Regions from separate parts of the Mus musculus genome. Here region 2 is linked to region 1. The links are chromatin contacts, found by POLR2A ChIA-PET in ENCODE. All regions are on one chromosome and are shown on one strand. Each heading gives the region's core, a stretch centred on a gene start or an enhancer-like site at or near the end of the contact. The rest is flanking DNA. Distances are from core to core; before and after follow the strand shown. Region 1 holds the start of Grifin (galectin-related inter-fiber protein). Region 2 holds the start of Ttyh3 (tweety family member 3).

Region 1 (5,397 bases), core at 1,624-4,123:
ATGAAGTTCAAATCCCAGCACCAACATAAAAAGCTGTCCATGACTATAATCCCAGGGCAGCAGGGCAGAGACGGATGGACCCCCAGAGCTCACTGGTAAGGGAGCTTAGCCAAAACAGCAAGCTTCCAGTTCAGTGAGAAATCCTTTCTTAGAGCAGTAAGTCAGAGAGAGTTTGAGGAAGTCCTAGGTCCTGTCCTGGTACATGCACCTGCACTCATAAGGAAACTATCCGTGAGCCTCTGTGGCTGCCTGGCCTGACCCAGGGAGCACCTGGGCGGTGGTTGGAAGGCTTGGCTCTTCCAGGGCAGGAGAGCTTTTCTCCCTGGTCACCTGGGGGGAGGATTTGTGGAAGTAGAGCTGGGAAGCTGAAGGCTGAGCCCAGTTCCTGTCAGTGGTCCTCAGGGTCCTCCCTCCCTTTCTCCCACTGCCCTGTGCCTGTCTGTACACACACACACACACACACACACACACACACACACACACACACACACACACGCACGCACGCACGCACGCACACATAGAAGACTACAGGGACAGGAGCACGTCTCCCATCCAGGTGGGACCAGAGGAAACAGGAAGGACTCCAATGGGAAGCAGGGGGAGGAGGAAGCTTCCAGGAAGCGCTCGGTGCTTCTGAAATGATGTCTTAGACAGGACCAGACTGAACCCTGTGCCAAAAGGGACTGAAAGCCCCACCACAGTCTCCTGTCCACCGTGTTTCACCCCATGATAGGGTCATGTGAGTGTCAGAGAGTGAGTGAGTACCCTTTGAAATAGAGCCTCAGACTCCAGCCAGGGTCTTGGGGACAAGGGGAGGGACTGCCCAGCGCCTGGGGCATTGGTCTCAGGAAGCCCCTTTTCCTGGCAGGCACATCTGTGGCTGTCACAGCCCCACAGAACAGCCCCACCTCCACAGCAGCCAAGACTGTAACCTGCTCATATTTTATTGAAGGTAAAGCTCGGGGTTCACACAGAGCCTCAGCTTCCCAGCATCTATAACGTGTGTAGTGTGTGTCCCGTGGCTCCAGGTAGAAGGGGATGCAGGATGGTCAAGGCTGGCTCTTGTAGGCTGTGGTCCAGTCTGCTCAGTAGCCCCCATCGCTGCAAGAATCCAAGGTTCTGGTTTTAGCTCTGCTTGCTCTAACCAGATGTGGACAACTGGGGGGTGAGGGAGGGAAACAGCTGTGCAAGGCCAGAAGAAGGTGACATACGTTAGCCAACCAGGGACCAGGCAGATAGGAATCCCGAATGGTGTGTGAGGACATGGCGGGCACCTTACCCTCAGCTCAGGCTCCACTTGGCCAATTCCACCTGGGTTAGTGTGTGAGGACATGGCGGGCACCTTACCCCCAGCTCAGGCTCCGCTTGGCCAGCTCCACCTGGGCCAGCCGATGCTCACTGAGCACTCGCACTCTGGTGATGGTGGCCAGCGGTCGGTGCCGATGTGGGAACTGGAGCACCTTTTGTTCCTGGGCATAAATGTGGAAGTGTTCTGCGTCTGCACTCACCTCCATCTGAGGGGAAGGGAAAGTGTGTGTGTGTGGGGGGTGTCTCTGGGCCCCAACCACAGAAGCCTTCTTGGCTGTCAGCAATCTCTCCAGGCTCCACCCAACAGCAGCCAAGTGTGAGCCAGGACTATTCATTCAGCTTGGCTCCTCTTTGTCTCTCTGTCTCTGTCTCTCCCTCTCTCCCTCTCTTCTCTCTCTTCTCCACGTGTTCTCAGCCAGCCTCTACCTTTCTTCCTCTTTCTGTCTTCTCTCCTCTGTCTTTCTGTCCTTCTCTGCCCCCTTTTCTCTGCCACTATCCCCTTTCCACGTTGCCTTCCTTTCCCTCCAATAAACTTCATTTTGTACTAGGCCTGTTGCACGGTGCTGATTCCTCGGGGGGGGGGGGGGGGACGGGGACGACGACACATTGGCCTGGCCCACCAAGGTGCTCATTGGCCTGGCCCACCAAGGTGCTCCCTCCTGCCGCATTTTATAAAACACAACCCTGGCTACTTGGCAAAGCATGGTGTGGACCACCTGGTCCTGAGTTCCTAGCTGGGGATCCCTCTTTTCACCAAGAGAAGGTGGTTAGTAGCCAGAGAGAGAGAGACACCCTGTGAACAAACTCCGTGAAAGGAGGCCACTCGGCCCAGCAGGGTGCACCAGCCCATGCATTTATCCTCCGCAGTCCCTGTCTTCACGGGTCCTAGGTGTCCCACCCCACCTCTCCTTCCTCCCACAGACCCCATCACCTCAAAGGGCTCTCCCAGAGTCAGTGGGAATATGCTGGACACCTCCTCCTGCCCCCACCGTCCTCCCTGGAAAGCATTGCCCACCACCGTGGCGCTGGAGAATCGAGGTTTGACGTGGAAGGCGATGTCTCCGGCGTCTGTTAAGAAGTTGATCTCGAACCTATGGGTGGAGAGTGTGATTAGGGTCAGGAGTGTGGCTGGAGGGTCCCGACCCCAGCGAGGGAGGCTCTTACTTCTCTTCTCCAGCATCTGCATGTCCCTGGACAGTCAGGCTCCAGCCAGGGGCCAGACCCCCTGCACAGAAGGCTTCGAACTGAAGGCAAAACACAGGGGACAGAGCCCCAGAGGGCTGCAACCTCCTTCCTCCCCATCAAGTGTGCTGTTTATTCAGGGACACCGGCTCCCACCAAGCCCAAGCCTCTACTTCCATGTTGCTCTGGGTGTGGTGGTCCAACCTTACCCCCACAGCCTCTCTGCTTGGGGGCTGAGGAGAAGCTATAAACATTCCCAGCTCTATAGTGGAGTAGGTGGCCCCACCAGGCGCCCACCCCCCCACTCCACTTCCTTCTCCAGCATTTGCAACCTCCCTGGGCTGTGGATCTTACCCACCTGCAGTGTCATTGCCCTCAGCCACTGGGTGTGGGGATGAGGCAGCTGGAGATATAGCAGAGCCCGCTGGGGCGGGGCATGGGGGCCCCACCTCTAGGGGCCTTGTCTGGGTCACATGGACCTCTGTGCCCCATTTTTCCTCCCCCCTCAGGCTAACCCTGCTGGAGAGGGGGCTGGGTACATGGCTTAGTGGCAGCGCTCTTGCCCTGGGTTCATCAGTGAATACACTGGTCCTTTCAACATACTTCCCCAGGTCTACCTAGCTCTGCCACCAGCACTATTCAGGGTCTTGTGCACATCTGGGGATACATCACCCATCTTTGTAGGGAGGGTGTAACCAGGGCCCCCCCCAACTCCCATACTCCAGAGCCTCACACTGACCCCATCGGTCTCAAAGAGTGAAGAAAGTGTGTCCTCCTATAGAACCCTGGCTGACCTTATGACCTCAGTCTGACCATCCATCAACTGTCTACCATACTGGGAATGTGTCCCTGATCCAGTCCCCTTCCATCCCAGGGCTGCCCCGCTGCAGTGGCTCAGTGGCCTCAAGGGGATGAATGGGGATTAGGCCTGGCTCTGCTCAGCACATTCCAGTGTCCAGTCTACAGATGGGGAGGGCCTTTCCCACACCCCCACGCCTCTCCTGGCCGGCTGCCTCTTGGGCTGAGCCAATGAGAAGGATCCACTGGGGCCCTCGAGGCCACCTCAAGGATGGAGGAGAGAAGCCCAAGTCTGTGGGGGCGGTTATGGGGGCCTCTGGGACTCTCTGAAGGGGGAAGTTGGGTCACAGTGTAGCTGTGGTGGGGGCCCAGAGCCTTGGGGGTAAAGCCTGCAGATGAGTGTGTAACAAGCACGTGTCTCCTTTTCTCCTGTCCCCGTGGGTCCCCTCTGCCACCGTTCTTCTCTCCAGGCCCTGGCAGGGCTGAGCCTCTGGCCTGCTTTGCCTCTTCCCAGATACCGCTGCACGGATGGACACAGTCTGGCAGGGAGCTATGGGTACCAAGGTCAAGCAGGACACAGAGATGGCTCACTAGCATGGCAGGGTTGGCTGAGCCTGCAGGGGGCAGCCCAGAGCAACAGAGATTCCCTGGGGTGAGCCTGCTGGACCTGCCTGGCTGGGTGCAGAGTCTGCAGACCCCACATGCTCACCTTCCTGGAGGGCCATGGGGAAGAAGTACCATCAGTAAGTGCTTGCTGCGCAAGTAGGGGGATCTGAGTTTGATGCCCAGCACTTGTGCAAGGCACAGAACACAGTGGTCTGTGCTGGGGTCTCCAGCCAGCCAGTCAGGAGACCCTGGCAAGTCCCAGGTCCCTGTGACAGTCTCTCAAAACCACACACACTAAAGCCCTGGGCCGCAGGGCCCACTAGGAGACTGCAGGCCGGCTTCATGGCTTTCCCCTTCTCCTTTCCCCTATGTAGGGATGCTGCTGGGACGAGATGTCCATCTTCAAATTCTCTGGATGTGCAATACAGTGCTGGTTGGTACCAGAACTCAGGGCTGGGGTCAAAGCCCACAAGTCAGGAGTGTGGACAGGTTCTAACCCCCTGGCTACCTTGAGCCAGTGGCCTTCTGTGCTTCACAGCCACGTGCTGGAGTTGCTAATGCTGACCTCTGTCACCTCCTCCCCTTAGTGCTCCCCCCCCCCCACACACACACACCCAGTGCCTGTCTCCTTGATGAAGGAAGGTAAACAAGACAGATGTGGCTGAGCAGGGGAACTGGGTCAGCCCACTCCACCTCCATCTTTCCTAGGATGAGAGGAACATCGACGTGGGCACCTTGTTCTCCGGCTCTTGCAGCCTGGAGGCCATAGCTTGGAATTGGGAGCCTGGGGATGGGGGCGGGGGAGCCCCATACCTGTTGAGACATGAGGCCCAGATTTTGCTGCCAGGGACAGAGAGGTCAAAGATGCCTGCTTCCAACGGTCTCCATCCCCTGTGAGCCTCAACCTCCCCCTTCCGGCTTATGAGGTCTGTGTGGTAGGAAAGCTGGCGGCTGCCCACCACCCAGCTCAGTCTCTACAGCTGGGAAGTGTTGGAACCCCAGGCCATTCTGATGGAGGCTGGACGTGCTCCCACAACTGGACTCTGCCCCATGGTGTCACACAGACCTGTGCTTGCATCCCTCTGAGTGGCTGGGACTTGTGTCTGGTAGGGTTGGAGCAGGAGGCTGTGACAACTCCCAATGACCCAGGCAGCTACAGCCCCGGGGACAGAATGGGCCAAGGAGAGACCCGAGATGCACTTTGCCCCCACACCAATGTCAGGGAACCCAGCTCCTTCCTTGGCTGCCTCTGCCCTGGCCTGGTTGGATTTTGTGAGATTCGATGGTGTGGCGGGCAGTAGTCCTCTATGCCGTGCTGTCTGGTGGGCCTGCTGCCAGGTGAGGTGGTTCAGGGCTGAGACTAACAGACCTGCCATTTAGGCAGCACCCGCACCTCCTACCTCCACCCGGATGTGCGGTTTTGCCTGGAGCTGTTGACTTTGAAGGTTCTTAAGCAGGAGCTGGTCTCCACCCAGCTTAGGGGAGGAGCTACACCAGGATGGG
Region 2 (4,663 bases), core at 1,149-3,648, 84 kb after region 1:
TAAGCCTTAGGGTGTACAACACAGACAGCTGCATAGCCCTGCGTGAAAGGAGGCAAGAACAGGCAGCTCTACACAGGGCCTGACTGGGAGTCTAATTGTGGGTTCCATCAGGCTCCAGACATTGGGCCATGAGTGTAAAAGAGAGCAAAAGACAAGTCTGGTATCCCCAGGCTGGGAGACGCAGCAGCTTTCTTCCCTAGAGGGACACAGTTCAGGTATGGTGGATTACAGAGAGGGTACCCTAGGACAGGACAGCCATCCCGACATGCATGTATACACAACTACACATGGAGTTAGCAATACCTCACCAGGGAAGATGGGATGGAGCCTGTGAGAAACCATTATCCACCCGCCCATCCAGAATGGGGACTCCTGACTTTCTCCCCACAGGCGACCCTGCAAAACCATCAGTCCCAATTTCAAGATGAAGTGACGAAGCTCAGAGACCCTGAGCGGTTGCCTACAGCATCAGCTCAGAGGGCAGGGGCACCATGCACATCCATAGCCCTGGCTTCGGGAGCGGAGGCGGCGGGGGATGGAGCCAGGCTGGGTTCCACACCGTGAATTATTCAGTGGCTAATTCTGCTCCTGGGAGAGGAGGCAGGAGGGAGCGTGAGTCAGAGGCCTCCCACAGTGGAGCAGCAAAAGCAGGCAGGACCAGGCTCAACTGGGGCCACAGAGCTGCGGGCCCATAGATCTAAAGACCTACAGAGCCGGGCCTGAACCACTCACTACCTTCAGATTCCCAAGAGCTGCAGGGACTGAATCCTCACCCTTTCCCTGTCACTAGCAAGTTCCTCCTGCAGCAGAAGCAGGTGGCAGCCCACTGACCTCAGGAAATGCTACCTGGCTGCCCTGTGTGCCAGTGGACCATCAAAACTGACCATCAGGCAAACCCTAGGAAGGCAACTTTCCAAGAATAGCTCATAGAGTTCTTTCAAGAAAGAGCATAACAATACCATCACACAGTAAGAAAACCACACGTGTCCCTCCACCTCACCCGGGCCTGGTCTTCCCCACAAAATCCCCAGGTGAGGTCCTGGGTCCCGGGTGCATCTCCTTGCTGTCTTTCAGGACTCAGGTTTTGCTCTACCCCTCACACCTGTTCTAATCTGCTCAGGAACACCATCAGCTACTGGAGCTGGGGTCAGGTAGGCAGAGAGTGGGAGCAGGGACAGTCCTGTGTTCTCTCACCCTCAACTTCAGTAAGATGAGGATGGCGGCAGAGATATTTGGCACAGCCCCAGGAGTACTTGATTCCCAGGCTACTGTCTGTCCCAGGAGCCGCCGGAGAGAAACTGTGAGGTGCTTAGTGACCAAGTGGGCTGATCATTCTTTTTTTTCTGGAATCTGGAGCAGGAAGGAAAAGCCCACAGCCCTAGTCCCCCTGCTCTGCACTCAAATGACAGTGGTTCAGTAGTGGGGGTGGTGCTGGGACTTGGCAGGACGCCAGACTTAGGGCTTCGCAGGGAGAGGGCTGCCAAGTGCCCCATGGCCCCCAGCCCAGACGGAGGCCCACTCACCCCACTTCAGCCAGGCCTCATTTTCCACCCTGGGTAGAGAGACTGCTGGCACCCTGGTTTCCCACAACCACACGACACCCTGTGTACATCCCACAGCCTGACCGTGAAGCAAGGGGTCATTAGCAGCCACAGAAGGCTGGCGATGGCCCAGGCTCCTCACCCACCAACAGTCTGGCAAAGGGATTCCCTAGCTGGGGAAAGAGAACGAGGAATACCCTCCTGCCTGAACCCAGGGATCCAGCCTTGGCTAGCGGGGGCTCTGCTGGGGAGAAGCTGACTGCCCAAAGGATGAAGACGGGCCTACCAGGAACCCATAGGATCAGAAGAGGGTCTATCAGGGGAGGGAGGCAGCTCCGTCAATCCGGATCGGAGGCCCTGGTGACACAGAGGGGCTGAACACCTTCCAGGGGGTGTTCGACATTAATCCCTGGAAAGGTTATCAGTGAACGGGAGGCGACTCCTAGAATGAAAGGGGATGGGGAAGCTCCAGCTCCTTGGGAGGGGCCATGACCCGGGGCCCCTGACCCCGCACCCGGGGGCGCGCGTCACCTGCTGGTAGTCGGCGTCCTCGGGCCGGAATTGGCTGCTGGTGGCCTCCCACCGCAGGTCGAAGTGCGGCAGCCGGTGCAGGAGGCTCACCCACCAGGGCGCCGCGTAGCTGACCCCGGCCATGGCGGGCGGGCGGCCACGGGCGCTGCGCCGGGCTTCCCTCGCTGCCGGATGCACGGGGCTCAGGGACCCGCCGACCCCTGCTCAGCTGCCCTCATCGTGCCCGCTTCCAGGGGCCCTGGCCCGGCCCGGCTCGGCCCGGCTCGGCCCGGCTCGGCTGCGCTCGGCTCCGCTCGGCCGCCCGCGCCCGCCGCCTCTTTGTTCACCGCCGCTGCCGCCGCCCCCTCCGCGCACCCGCCCGCTCGCCTTCAGGCTCCACCCCCACACCGCCATAGGCCCACCGCCCTCAGGCCCCACCCCAACCGCCCTCCCGGACATTCGGCCCCGCCCCACACAATGCTATTGGTCGGCACCACGCAGACCCCGCCCATACCAGGGCAGTCTCTGCCTCCGGACTGCCATTGGCATTTCTCCCATAGGCCCTGCCCCCTGCGTTACCATTGGTCTTTTTGCCTACACCTCTCGGTTTAGGCAGGACCCTCAACCTCTTCAGCCATTTCTTCCCTGTAGACCACGAAGGCTGGAATCCAAAGCTCACGTGTAGCATCCTCTCCGACCCATGCCTTTGCTCTCTGGTTTGATCCGGTTTCCACGCAGCCCTCATAAGGACCTGCCAGGGAACCAGTGACCTGTCTCTAGGATGGACATGATCTGCATTCGGGAGCTGCAGCTGTGTGCTCTTGGGCGAATGACTTAGCCTCTCGGTATCAGTGTTGTAGTCTGAGAAAAGGCGTTGCGGAGATAAACCGAGTGTGAAGTGCTCAGAACAAAGCCTGGCGCATAAGCCATAAAGCCGCGTGTAAGGCGATAATGGGCAGATAGATTGAATACCCACCTGCTTTAATTTCAGTTATGGAACCAGGGCCTTACGCATGCAAGCCAGGCACTCTACCACCGACCTAAATCCCCAATCCCCTGTTTTACTTTTTCTGTCGCGGGATCTCTGTAAATTGCTCAGCCTAGCCTCAAACTTGGCAGTCCTCTTGCTTCAGCCTCCCAGGTACTGGGATAACAGGCCTGAACCGCCGCACCTCACTTGCTTGCATCATTCTAAAGATGCAAAAGGAAGATGTAAAGAAAGTTCCCTGTATCCCATCTTGGAAACTAGGCTACTGGTCAGGACACAGCCTATAGAAAGGTCATGGGGGCAGGGGGGCAGTTCTTGCTTCTCCCCGGGTGGAGCGAACATATCCACTTGGCTCTGTGCACTCACAACCCTGGGGCCTTATGTTCTTAGAAACTAGACACATGCAGCTTCTCCATCGGCTAGGTAGCCTCACTCCTCAGCTGGACAGTGGCTTCCTGACAGACCTGTCTTTCAGTTCATGCAACTGCCTGAGGCATCTCCTTCCTTGCACTCTGGCCCGAGGGCAGGGGCCCTTTACAGAGCTGTGGGTTTCAATGTTCTGGATGGCTGGAGGAAGCTACCTAGCTGGGAATCAGCCTGCAGCGATAGGTAAGAAGTTCTTAGGCTTCTTACTCCAGGGCCACACAGCAATGGCTGTTCCCCCTCGCCCCACCCCCAGGCCGAGCTTTCCTCCTAGTGTCAAATGAGCACTTGCCAGACAGAGTCAGTGCAGCAGGTGAGATGCCCGCACCTGGCTAGATTTCCTGTAGAGCCGAGAGTAGCTCTGCCCCCAGCTCTGCCTTTAGGAGTCCAAAGATGAACAGTAACATCAGAGACGGTCATCACAGGCTGGGAAAGTTTCTGGCCTCTGCTTCAGCACCTCCCATAGAGAGCCCTGCATCCTTGCTTAGTCCCAACAACAGTAACTGATGTCCAAGGTTCATACACATAGATGTGAGATCTGGGAGTTACCTCTCCCATCACCAGAAGTCTCACCAAAATGGAGATTTTCTTCTGATCAGGCTACAATACCTGTGCATTACATACTCACTATGATGGACAAATTTCATACCCCCAAAAGATGTGCAAAAGCCAGGTATGAAGTCACACACCTGGGCAGCTGATCACAAGTTTGAAGCCTGGTACATCACATTGCAAATCTGAAGTCAGCCTGGGCTAAGCTTTAAGACCTTATCTAAAAAGGGAGGTGGAGGAGGAAGGGGACACAGGAAATGTGCTAATTTTGATTCATTAGTCGTGTGTTTGGTCAGTGAAACCCTTTCCTGGGGACAACTCCTGAAGGAAAAGTTACAAGGGTCTAAAGTAGAAGAAGCAGGGAGGGTGGCTGAGCAGGTAAAGGTCTTGCAGCCAAGCTTGATGGTCTGAGTTCAAGCCCACCCTCCACATGGTCTCCACGGGAGACTCCACACATTGTTCCTCTGACCACCAAGTGTGCGCTGTGCACAGAGTAAAAAATTAATTGTAAGGGCTGGAGAGATGGCTCAGCAGTTGTAAGCACTGACTCTTCTTCCAGAGGATTCGGTGTCAATTCCCAGAACACACATGGCAGCTCACAACTGTCTGTAGCTACAGTTCCGGGAAATCTGACACCCTCGCACCAGCA

Evidence for each region. ChIA-PET counts read pairs that join two places held with the same protein, here RNA polymerase II (POLR2A).
Region 2: POLR2A ChIA-PET joins it to region 1 with 11 read pairs in Patski. The contact joins the promoter of Ttyh3 here to the promoter of Grifin in region 1. POLR2A ChIA-PET finds 5 or more read pairs at or near these places in 2 of 5 experiments (Patski and embryonic stem cell).

What each region holds. Positions count from the first base shown.
Region 1 is chr5:140,562,194-140,567,590 of GRCm38, forward strand. It overlaps Grifin (galectin-related inter-fiber protein), which reads right to left and starts at 2,874. Exons shown (of 5, transcript NM_030022.1): 1 at 2,849-2,874; 2 at 2,473-2,552; 3 at 2,240-2,399; 4 at 1,348-1,514; 5 at 996-1,101. The coding sequence starts at 2,860. The coding sequence ends at 1,086. It also overlaps Gm52800.
Region 2 is chr5:140,646,633-140,651,295 of GRCm38, forward strand. Ttyh3 (tweety family member 3) reads right to left here and starts at 2,399. Exons shown (of 14, transcript NM_175274.5): 1 at 2,073-2,399. The coding sequence starts at 2,195.